Regions from separate parts of the Homo sapiens genome. Here region 1 is linked to region 2. Evidence: chromatin loops called from intact Hi-C (ENCODE). Cell type or tissue: heart right ventricle. All regions are shown on one strand. Each heading gives the region's core, and the rest is flanking DNA. Links, peaks and the distances in the headings are about the cores only.

Region 1 (6,210 bases), core at 844-5,843, 63 kb before region 2:
CTGGGTTTGGGGCCTGTCAATCATCTGTTGATGTGTAAATAAAGAAGAGTCCAGCAAAGGGTCAAGTGCAGGATGGAAGACCCTTTCCCATCCTTCTTGCCCTAAGAGAGAGGAAGAGCTTCTGGAAACCCAGATTCTTGGCCTGGGAAGAGGTTGCTTTCAGTATCTGCCCACAGAAGGGGAAAGAGGAAGTGAGTATAACTGAAAGCTCTTTGAGAACAGGGACTGGCCCTCCTGTTCATTTCTGTGGCCCCCCTTCCCCCAGTTACCTAGCACTGGGCTTGGCAGAACATAGGCGCTCTGGCCACATTTATGAACTAAATATACAATCTCATTTGCAACCTCACAGCAACCCAATGGGATAGTTACTATCATCCTCCATTTTACAGTCATAAAGTGAGGGCCAGGAAGGCGAATGCATCTGCTCAGGGTCAAACTAGCTGTAGTAGCACAGCAGGGATGCAGTCTGTGTAACACAAGTCCATTCTTGTTCCATTGCACCACTCTGCTGTCTTCACCCCTAACTCTCTGTGATGCTGCCCTGATCAACACTCTGGCTGGTGGGGAAGGCCACTGGGTCAAATGGAGAGCCCCACAGGCAGAGATTGGTGAGGGGTGTGGGTGACAAAATTTCAGGCCACTCCTGACTTGAGCTGGATCCTAGCTGTTCTATTGCCACAAGTGTCCTAGGATCTCAGAGTGTGCTAGTAGTGGGCAAGACCACCTCTGATGAACACATACAATGAGGGACTATGGGGCAATGAGATGTTGGGAAAGGGAAAGGAAAAGGTGTGGGAAAGGACAACTGCTGAAAATAGCAGAGACAGGCACCCTGGCCTTCCTGGTTATCTATTGTATCTAAAGATACAATAAAGTACTTTGAGGTTCTTCCTGGAGTCTATCATAAGTCCTTCCTGCTGCTATCTAAACCCATTCTTTCTAGCTTTATTGCATCTGGGCTTCTATACAAACAACTTTTTACTGTACTTTAAATAACATCCTTTCAGGGGCTCTGGCCGGCAAAGAAAACTCCTCTACTCAAGCCAAGAGTGAGGAGAACTTGCACCAACTCTACCCAAGGAAATCAATTGCCGAACTCATTGCCTAAAGGGGCCTGAGTAAAAAGAGCCCTGGACTCAGCTTCTGGCTCTCCCAGTGACTGTCTGTAACTTTGGACATGTTATTTGGGCATTCTGTGCCCCAGTTCCCACATGTAGAGTAGGTATTATCCATTGACCTCCTATCTTAGGAGCATGGCAAACAGTCACTGCTCAATAATCAGAGTTGTGGTCTGGTGATAACATGAATCTGCATCTTCATGGAATTCCGCTCACTGATTCCTGCGCCTTTGACTTGCCTTGGCTGAGAGTTTACACATCAAGTCTAGCCCTCAGCTCCAGCCCTCGGCTTGTACCTGCACAGTTCTGGGAGGCCTGCGTAGTGCCCTGCGCTACCCCAGGAGCCGCCTATGCCTGAGCAGTATCTCCTCCCAGCCTTCCGGCTCCACGATTCTTTCCCAGTGGCCACCCTGACTTCTACAGCTCCGCAGCTGCTCTCTGTACAATATGACTGCCCCATCTTCTGTTTCTCTGAAAGCTCCTAGGATTGCTTTTTAGCCAGGGACCCCTGAGTCACATACCCAGGCCTCCAGTGTTCAGAAGCCATGTCAATGCATCCAGCTCTGAATTTACATTTGCATTTCCAAAGCCCAATTTACATTACAATTATTCCTGTCTTGCCATGCAGGGGGACTCCACACATATTTTGGGGGAGGCCTTCTGGCCAACTCTAAGGATTGACAATCACATCTTCTTGGGCCTCATTCCCCTAGCACTAGGGCTTTTTTTCTTGGTTTCTTAGAGTGACCACACAACCATATCTTTCATTCTTACTCCTTTTCCAGGTAGGAAGTATATCTGGGCCACTCTAACCAACAGGGCTGAACCCACTTAACAGTCCTTGTCATGGTATTCTGTCCCATTCCTGACTCCAACCAGTTGGAATACAAAGGATATACATTTTGTGCATCAATTTAGCAAAAATTTAAAATAGTGGCCAAGGTTGCGGTGAGATGGGCAATCTCATGTACTGCTGGTGGAAGTGTAAATTGGTATAGCCTTTTTGGCAGGCAATTTGGAAATATCAAGACCCTTAAAAACAGGTATACATTGTGACTCGATAATTACCCTTACAGGAACTGACACTAAAGAAATATCTGCAAATTTGGATTAAAATATATGTAAAAGCAATTCATAAAAACAGTAATAAGCTAAATGTCCACCATAAGAAAATTAAATACATACAATTATCTACAATTTATAAGGATATTATGGAGGAAAAATTTGCTCATGCTATAACGTTAAGCTAAAATATGAAGAATACCAAATCATAGATACAGCATGATCCTGATTTTTTGTTTTTACTAACAGTAAACGTTCATATAAAAAGACTAGAAGGAAATTAACCAATTGTTAACAGTGTCTGACTCTAGGTGGTGGGATTATAGTGGATTATAATAATAAAAGCTAACACTTGTATAGCGCTTTTCTCAGCACTTTACATATATTTATATACACTTACTCCTTATATCTATCCTACAGGAGAAATACCATATTATCCCCATTTTGCAGATGAGGAGACAGAAGTGGAGAGAGGTGAAGTGACTTGCTCAACATCACACAGTTGGTAATTTTCTTCTTTGTAATTGTCATTCTCCAGATTCTCCACTATGAGTATGTTTGACTTTTATAATCAGAACAAAAATGCACAGGGATAAGCTTTGTTAAGAAAAATTGAAGGGTACTGTGGCTTACAGGGCCTCCTTGGCCCAGCTGGAGACAGCTCTACTGAGCAGCCAGTTTTTATGTGGCACTGCAGGTCTTGGGGTCTTTGTGATCTTCTCTTGGCCTATCCTGTCTGGCCACAGCCCACCGCTCAGGGCCTGCCCCTCTCCTGCTTGATATGCCTCATGGCTAATGCCCCACCTCCCCACCTACTGGCCTTTGTCCCTTGCAGGGAAAGCCTACTTTGCTAGCTGGACGCTCACCTCTACTGTCCATCCCTGGAATAGCAGAGGCTGGCAGTGGGCTGGCTTTGCCTACCAGCCCCATCTCAGGGACATCACCAAGGGGGATGTGGAGGGGGACATTTATCTTCAGGCCCCTGTCCCCGAAGATTCTACAGAGATTTGTTGTTTTCAACTGTAACAGAGAGGTGGCATTGTCTAGAAAGGGGCTGACCTCCTTACCTTGGCCCTGGGCCCTCTTTACTCTGCAGAGGCCACTGCCCCATCTTTTCCTGGCTTGACCACTGCTTACACAGGTCACAAGCACTTCTGTGTGGGTGCAAGCATCAGCCACCCAGCTTTCCTGGGATCACACCTGGCTGCAAGCTGGTTCAAGTAAAAATGGAAGCTCTCTGGAGGGGAGGAGTAACTGCAGCTCTGTGCCTTCTCGTGCCCTCTTCATGCCATGCCCTGGCCACTGTTCCAAATCCAGATTCCAGGAATGTTTAGCAAGGCCTGCGGGGTGGGATGTGGAGGCTGGTCCCCAGAATATGGGGAGCAAGAAGCGGGCAAGAGGGTGCTATGAGTTCTCTTGCAGGCTGGAGGAGGAGCAGCAGATCCCACTGTAGGCAGCTTTGCTTCTTGGCCCTCTGGAAGGCAAGAACAAAATGGAGTTTGGGAAAAATAATTGATAGGATGCCTGGGATCTTGTCCTGGCTTGTCCTCTAACTGTCTGTGTGACCCAAGCAAGGCCCTTCCCTTCTCTGGGCCCCAGAATCCTTCTCTGGAAAATGACAAGAACAGTGATCCATTTCACTAGGCTGTCATGAGAATCAAGAGACACCTACACAGGATGGGAATGCAGTTTGTATAGTAGAAAACAGGGTGGAATCGTGAGCTGGTTAGGAAGCTGAGAGATTCTGAGTCAGTACTTTTCCCTCTCCAAGGCTCCATTTCCTTATCTGTGTAAGTACACTGGGGAGTGCGTGCTCTTCAACAACTTTGTGAAAGCAACGAGCCCATTTCCTATAAAAGTACACAGCAAACAAAGTGTTGCACATGATTTCAGGAAGGCCTTTAATTTCATGGGTCTCTTTTTGGGCCACTTCCAGGCCAGAAACCCCTGTCCTAGGTGAAGGCTTTAACCCCTTGTCTAGCCAGCTTTCTGGGTGTTAGGCAGCCTCTGCTCACACACCTGTGGTGATAGAGAACTCACTCCTTGCCAGGTAACTGGTTCCACCCTTGCAGACCTCTGACTTTGCTTATGCTCAGCTGAAATCTGCCTCCCTGGAGGCTTCTCAGAGGCTTCCCTGCCTAAGGAAGCTGAAAAATGCCTGGGGCCAGGTGTGCTCTGGGCTCTGGGTTATCTGGGCAAGAGCATGACTCAAAGCCAAGTCAGCTACTTTGCTGCTGCTGCTCCCAGAGGTGGATGCTGGATTTTCTGCCTCATAAAGTTGTCCACCAAGTCACTCTGGAGGCAGCTTGTGGCCGGGCTCTGGCAGCCAGCTGGTCTGCTCAACTTCCCCCAAGGAAGGGGGCAGCTGGAGGTGGGGTCTTGACAACACCTCTTGCACTAGCCTGCAGCACTCTCAAAACCAGGGTTAAAAGACCTACCCCCACCCCCACCATCCCTCCAGCATGGGATGATGTCCTGGTGTGAGCTCAGGAGCTAGAGAGAGCAGGTTTCAACTCAGAGATCCTAATAGTAAATACCTCAACCAGGAGCAAGGAGTGTTAAATAAAGTAATGAATGTAATGAACATCAGTTCCCTTCCTCCTGCTGCCCCCTCCCTAGGCCTGTCCATTTCAGCGGGGCAGAGTTAGTGTGAAGCAACTAGATTGAGCATTTCTTGAGTATTTAGTATGGACCATGTTCTGGGCATGTTAGATCTTGAGAAGAAACCCATCAATATGTTCAACTTAATTGCCCAAGTTCACACAGCTGGTAAAGAATGATGAGGAATTTGAACCCAGGTCTGGCTTCCCTAAACACACATTCATAACATGGCATCATCCTGCCTCCAGGCAAGGGGTGAAGATGATACCCTCCCACATAAAGCGGCTTCTTTTTTAAGGTTCTTTCAGGACCACCATTCAGATTGTTCTAGGGGAAAAAGAAGCAAAAAGGTTAATGGATTCCCTTAGCCCCCAAATCCTCACCAAATTGTGCATGGAGTAACTTCTCCCTCTCTGCCGACGCCAGCCTTCCCACGTGTGTGAGACCATTGCTGTGGAAAGAAGCCGGGCCTGACTTCAGGGATCTGGTGTGAAATGACTGGACCCATGCGTTCTGAGTAAACAAGAGAGCCCCTTCTGGCTTCTCCGGGAGGAACCAAATGGCTTCAGCATTCAGGTAGGCAAGAGAGGCCCGTGAAAGGAAGTTTGTTCAGCTCGGATCAAGAGAAACAGATACTTCTTGGGTGGCAGGGTGAGGCATTTGGTGGTCTGAGCTGAGGGTAGGAACAGGGTGGAGTACCAGAGAAGCCTGGGGAAGAGGGCGACACAGAGCTGGAGTAGGGCTTGCCCAAGGCCTCTGGGGCCCTGGGCTGAGAGGGAGATGGGGCTCCTGTGCCTGTCCAGTTTACCCTCTAAGGCACCCTCAGTTAGCCTCTGCTTCCCTCAGGGCCCGCTCCCCGCCTGGCCAGAGCCTAACTCCACCTCAGAAAAGGCATTCCTGGGCTTTCCCAAGGCAGACCTGGCAGGCCATTGCCATGGCAGCCAGGGATTGCTGGGAGGAGGAGCAGGAGAGGAGCGACCCGGGAACTGTTCCTGCAGGAAGGCATTTCCTGGGTCCTTCGGTGCCTAACCTGAGGGGATGTTGCTCTCTGTGGCTTATGGCTGGCAATTGAGGTTATGGCCTTCCTCAGCCCACCCAAGGCCAGTCTCCAGTCTGAATGTGGTGTGTGTGTGCGTGCATGTGTGTGTGTGTGTGTGTATGTGTGTGTATCTGTTAGTCTGTATATGTGTGTGGGTATACCAAACCCCGGGGGGGGCCACATGTGTGTATGGATAAGTGTGTATGTGTACACTCATGGGGGTACACAGAGGCCCCACAAGAGCAGGGGCCCTATATGTATGTATGTCTTTGTGAATGTTTCTTGAAACAGTAGGGAGAGGAGGAGAAAAGACAAAAGCCTTAAATGACTCTGGCTTTTGGAGGAGCCAGCCCAGTGTGGCGGGTGTAGGGAGCGGGCCGGCCAGGGGCC
Region 2 (6,210 bases), core at 722-5,721:
ATGAGAGACTGAGGCACAGACAGAAGAAGTAACTTGCCTAAGACCACACAATGAGAAAGTAGCACGGTATTTTTCCCATACCCACTCCTACACCTCAGCCTGGCCTATTCCCAAGGGAAGAAAGGTGATTTCTGCAAGAAGAGGTTCCCCCTGTCCCAAAGACCTCGGGCCCAGAAAAAGCGCCATGAGCACAGAGAACCTATATGGCAGAGGTCAGGACTACAGTCCTCAGTCAGATTTTGCCTTATCCCTGCTGCCTGGAGCTCACCCTTGCACTGGCTCTGGGGGATTGCCTGTCTCTCTCCCCATCTGTCTTTCTCATCCTTCCCCACTCTGGTTCTCAGCAGTGAATTTGTGTGAAACCTGGACTGAATTACCACCCATTACCCAACCTGCCTCATTCCAAATCCCTGGCATTAATGCAATCAATGGAGGGGAAGCAGGCTCCCTTCAGCCGCCTGTCTGGCCCGCCCTGCACTGGCTTCTTGGTGCTGCTAAAGCCCTGCGCCCCAACCCCTTCTCCTCCTTGCACGTGTACAGGCCCCACACACCATTCACACATGTTCCTTGTAGAAACTGAGCAGGTCCTCTACCCACGGAAAAGGCTCTTCTGAAAACTCAACTGAATGAAGATATATACGTGCATATTTATTATTTCAATGAACGTTTATGGGGCACCAACTCTGTGCCAAGCACTGTTTCAAGGCACTGGAGATACAGCAGTGAACAGCCCAAAGTCCTTGTTTTCATGAACTTTAGCATTTAGCCTGGGGAAGGGGTGAACAATAAACAAGTAACCATAAGTTAACAAGTTAATCCCAGATTGTGACAGGAGCTATGAAGAAAATAAACCAGGCTTATGTAATTATGATGTTAGAGGGGGCTATTTTAGATTGAGTGATCACGGAAGGCCTCAGTGAGGAGGTAATGCTTGGGTCGAGACCCAGTTGACAAGAAAAAGTCAGCTATGTGGGAATCTGGGGGAAGGGTTTGAGGAAGAAACAGCAGAAAGCATAAAGGCACTGAGGTGGAAATGAACGTGATGGGGAAAAGGGGTAAAAGCTGAAGTTGGAGAGACAGAAAGGGACCATATCACATAAAGCCTTATAAGTCAGGATAAAGACTCTGAGTTTTACTCTATGTGTGATGAGAAGCCATTAAAGGGCTTTAAACATGTTAAAGAGTGTGATTGAATTTGTGTTTTAAGATCACTCTGGCTGCTACAAGGGGTATGGATTATTGAGGGGCAAGAGTAGAAGCAGGGAAATGTATTGCACCAGTCCAGGTGAGAGATGATGGTGGCCTGGCCTAGGCTGGTGGCCAGAGAGAAGTGGATATCAAATGGGTAATTAGCTACAACAGACTTCAGTAGAGGTGTCAGGCTCTTCCTGATTACCTCCAATGGATGATTCCTCCATATATCCACTCGAATTGTCTAGTTAGGCATCTCAAATATACTCTGGCTACAAAAGAATACTTGATTCCCCATCACCACCACCACCAAACCAGGCGGTTAGATATACAAGCATGGAGTTTAGGGCAAAGATCAAGATGGAAGATACAAATCTGGGGGAGTCATTGGCATATAGATGGTATTTAAAGCCATGGGGCTTGACGAGATCATTTATAGAGAAAATATAGGTAGAGGAGATGAGAACATCTAACACTAAGATCCAACATTTAGAGGAAGAGCCTGCAAAAAAACAGAGAAGGAACAATCAGAGAAATAGTAGGAAAGCCTGAAACTAGGAAAGCCTGGCTCCAGGAGGGAGTGGTCAACTATAGCCAATGTTTCTGAGAGGTCCAGAAAGGCAAGGCAGATCGTTGGGGTTGGCAATGTTGGGTCATTGGTGATCTTTGACAAGAGCAATTTCAGTGAGGATGGAAGTCCTCTAGGGTAGCTAGAGGTGAGAATGGGCTGTGAGGAAGCAGACACATTGAGTGTAGAAATCTGGTGTGAGAGGTCCCACTGTGAAGGAAAGCAGAGTGATGAGGCAGAAGCTGGAGGAGTGCATGGGTGAGGAAAAAGTAGCAGGGCAGTGGATTCGAGGCCTAAGTGAGGACGGAGCCTTGGTAGGTAAGGGTACTAGAGGGAATAAGAATAATAGAGTGTAGGATCAAAAAGTGAGATGATTGAAATCAAGATTCTTAAACTGATGTCATTAATCATGATGGCAAGGTCAAGGGTATGGCCAAGAGAATCAGTGACTCAGATGGGATGAAGGGCCAGATCCTTGGAGGTGTGAGGTACTCCAGGAAGAGAAAAGCCAGAGTGGTAGGTCTATGTTAATGAAGAAGTTGCAGGATGTGGGGGTAGAGAGGAGACAGTCAGCCACCTACTAACATCTTCAGTGAATGGAGGGCAGCGACAAATACAGTCAAAAGATGGCAGCCTTCAGGAGGGGTGGGAGATGAGGCAGTCTTTGGAAGAGCCATTGTTTTAGAAGGAGGAAGGAAAACAAGTGGTCTAGAAGCAGCCATGGGAAACAAGGAGGACATCTACCCCATCTCCCTGCCCAGAGGTATGTGGGGTGTGAGAGAAAAATATAGCCCCCAAAATATAACAGGAGAGTTGTGACCTTGGTGTATAGAAATAAAGGAAACGGTTATAAGAGGTTGAGCATATGGGGAAGGGGCAACAGTTGCTGCCAGTAGACCATGGGTCCCAGAAGGCAGAGTGGAAGGGTTTGAGGAGCTTGGAAGGAATGTAAGATGAGGCCCAAAGTAGGGACTGTACACGGCAATGGAGGGATTGGAGTTTGGGGGGTGATGGAAGACCAGGAGGCCTGGCTTCTGTGGTGAGCAAGGCAAAGAGGGATATGAGTCCTAATGAGATATAGCAGGATTCCGTCAAGAAAATGGGCTCATCAGGTCAAGCCAGCAGACACGGGGAAGCTGAAAGACTGCCTGCCTGCTACTGGCTGGTGGTGCTGAGGCGGAGGGTGAGCTAAGACCTGTAACGAGGGGAAGCTCTGTAGGTCTCCCATATAACCTGCAGGGGGCAGTGTCTCTGTTGAGAGAGAAGACAATTTCAAACAAGCAAAGCATGGAAACAAACTTCCAAGCAGCCACTCATGACTGCATACCCTCAGATACACACTTGTATGCACACAGAGACCCTAGCCCAACCCCCCACGAAGCATGAACTTGTGGACAAAATCATATGTACATAAGCAGGCATGTACACTTTTGCATGTACCAACGTACACACACCATGCATACAGGCCCAACACACCATGCACAGCCATATTACCCCATACCATCACATACACACATGCAAGCACACACCCACGCACACGCACATGCATGCAGAGGCAACCGAGAGTGGGTTTTCTTAAGTCTTGCCAAGCCACAGACATCAGAAAATCAAGCTGAAGTTGAACAATCCAACCCAGAAAAGGGGGAGGAGATGAAGGGCGTGAGAATGAGGTGTGTGTTGCGGTAGTCCGGAAGCGGGGAGCAAGGGAGCCAAGTGCTGAGTTAAAAAAAAAAAAAAACTAGACCGTTTGGAAAAGGGAAAGCCTTCAGACAGAGCAGGAATGCAGGCTGTAATTAGAATCGCTTCAACCGTCTCTAGATTGGGAGAGGATAGGCAAACTGGTTACACATGCGGCATGGTGAGCCCCAGCCCAGATAATACTGGCAAAGCATGTGCACATGGGAGCATGCAAGCGCTGTGGAAAATGCACTTAACCGAACCACATTGGGCCCTGGGGAAGCCAATGTGAGGTAGCCCCCTTCACTTGCCCCTGCAGCCACTTTCCTTCAGGCTGGACCTCTCACCAGACTCAGGGCCACCACCACAAACATGTGTATGTCCCCAACAGGGTAGGACTTGCCAAAGGCCACAGAGTGGGCCTAGGGAGTGATGTGGTGATGTAGGCACTGGACTGGAAGACAGTATCTCCGAGTTTGAGTCCCAGGTAAGCCACTGACAGGCTGCCTGACTGGGGCCACATTCCTCCCCTGCTTTGGGCCTCTGTAGCCTGAAGGGAGATCTTGGGGTCCTTCCAATCTGGCCCTGAGTATTCATCCAGGACTATTGGTTCTGAGCAGCTGGAAGGAGGCAAATGAAAGAGATTTGTGGGGTGCCTGCAAGATGAGGAGCTGGGCTGGGAGGGATGTGAGTGTCTCTGGCTCCCCTGGCCCTGGGCAGAGGTTGCACTGAGGGAGAAACTTCACACGCTGGTGTGCTGTGGGCCCCAGGGACTGAAGCAGGCCTAGGAAAGAGGGCCAGGCGGCCACAAACAGAATCCTTCCTATTCCCTCTGGCCCTCCCCTTCCCTTCTTCTCACCTTTCTCCACCAGGCTTTCTGGGAGGCCTCAGGGCCAGCTGCTATCATCACTAAAAATAGCCTAGGCAGCTTTGGGTGTGAAGGAGCCCATCTTACTTGCAGGGTCCCAGAGGCCTGGCAGGTGGCAGTTGGTATCTATGGCCCCTCCAAGCCTGAGAGATCAGATTATCCTTTTCAAGGAGAAATCTTGCAAGCCCCAGTTCCAGCCAAAAGCTTAGGTTGCCCATGCACTGCCCTCTTTGTTCTTTGTTTCCCAATATCCCAGCGACTCCAACTTAGAGCCTCACACAGTGGGTAGCCTGGATCCTGGTGCTCAGAGAACTATAATAATAACAATGATAATAATAATAGTTAACACTTATTGAACACTACTGTGTGTCAGGCACTTTGCCAAATGCTTTGCATGTATTCACTCATGACTCTTCACAACAACTCTTTGAGGTAGGTCCTATATCCCCATTTTATAGGTGAACAAACTGAGGCACAGACAGATTAAGTACATTACCCATGGTTACACAGCTAGTAAGCGGTAGAATGAGGATGCTTTTTCTTCTCTTAATTCCTTCAGGGAGAGGAAGATTCTGATAATGATAATAGTAATAGTTAATATTTATTCATCTTCACGGGCACTGGGCAGCTGAAAGATCCTCAAAGCTAAAGGGATGAAGGGTTAAATCCTTGGTTTGCTCCTCAGTAGCTGTGTGACTCTGAGCAAATGCCTTCACCTTTCATAGCTTCTTGAGTTTCCTCATCTGTAAAATAGAAATAATCACAATAGCTGGCTCTCAGAGTGGCGAGAGGATTGTAGGAGATGATGTGTGAGGAAGTACTTAGCACAGAGGAGCTCACATCACCCTCTTTCCCCTTCTGAAAGATACCTGGGGCTTTTTTGTCTCATTCTCTCCAGTGGCCGGGTGGAGACCACCTGAAGTCCTGAGCCCAAGCTGTTCTTTCCACGTGGCACTAAAGGCACAGTACCCAGGGCCTCCGGGCTTTTCAGGGGCCTATGAAAACATGTGAGCCCCAAGAAAATTTATTGGCTCTAAAATATGAAAAGAAAACAGCAGAATTGGAATTAATAAATGTTCTATTATACGTCTACAAAATGTAATATAATACCAACCTCATTAATTGTTAAATTTAGTATTCCTAAAAATTTCATTACATTTGAAAACAATTTGTTGGTTAGATTTCCTCACTTTGCAAGAATTCCCAAGTATGCACAGTGATTACAAAGAAATCAGAGCCAATTGGGAATGAAACGAGTTACTCATAGGCAAATAATTTCGAAAGCGGAATTATAAAATCCTTTGAAATATTTTATGGCAAAAATTACATTTAATATGGGATGTGGGAGCATTTTCATATATATGACACGCTGTGGGGTGAAGCCTCTAAAAGTGAGAGTGCCTAGGGCCTGCCCCAAGACAGAGGGAACAAGAGTCCCTTTGTGAGGCACACTGGGATGGGGGGAAGCGTCCATGCGCCATGGTGGGCGCCCACCGCTCTGGTTGTTCCCCTCATCTCCTAAAAAAACAAACAAACAAAAAAACCAAAAAACAAACAAACAAACAAAACACCAACCAAAAAAACCACCCTGGCCACATGCGTATAAGCGCTGGCAGAATGGCCCTTTCGGAGCAGCCCTTTCATGTACTGCCCTCGGCTCTTATCAAAGGCCCTTTCAAGAAACAGGCATGCCTGTGTGCCTTTCATAATCGGGAAGAGAAATAAACATTATCTGATGAAAATCGAGAAGAAAACAGCCATGTGTTAACGGTGTCTGTTGGGTTGTCAAGCCATTGCCCAGGACATTGACCACTGGGCTGCTCAGTGCCCCTCAGGCAAGGGCCCACATGAGGTGTTTCTCTCCCAATTTAGCACCAGCATAAACTTGGGGTCCCTTGAGTACCTG

Evidence for each region. A loop is a pair of places that touch in the nucleus more often than their neighbours do. Peaks named below come from ENCODE experiments on the same cell type or tissue, not always from the same donor. Only the 100,000 strongest peaks of a DNase experiment are listed, where the experiment ranks them.
Region 1: a loop joins it to region 2, with 2.3 times the contacts of the local background. A loop is called at or near these places in 3 of 110 quality-filtered maps.

What each region holds. Positions count from the first base shown.
Region 1 is chrX:69,028,399-69,034,608 of GRCh38, forward strand. It overlaps LOC102723911 (a long non-coding RNA gene), which reads left to right and starts at 2,606. Exons shown (of 5, transcript XR_938425.3): 1 at 2,606-2,685; 2 at 5,208-5,357. LOC105373242 (a long non-coding RNA gene) reads right to left here. Exons shown (of 6, transcript XR_001755876.1): 6 at 2,722-3,654. RefSeq lists enhancers at 1-131, 5,137-5,945. In heart right ventricle, for the core only: a CTCF peak has its summit at 3,018; no DNase peak of the experiment used is centred there.
Region 2 is chrX:69,091,155-69,097,364 of GRCh38, forward strand. It overlaps LOC124905196 (a long non-coding RNA gene), which reads right to left and starts at 5,315. Exons shown (of 2, transcript XR_007068261.1): 1 at 5,174-5,315; 2 at 4,731-5,047. RefSeq lists an enhancer at 3,529-4,029. In heart right ventricle, for the core only: a CTCF peak has its summit at 2,999 (motif pointing right); a DNase peak (open chromatin) is centred at 3,007.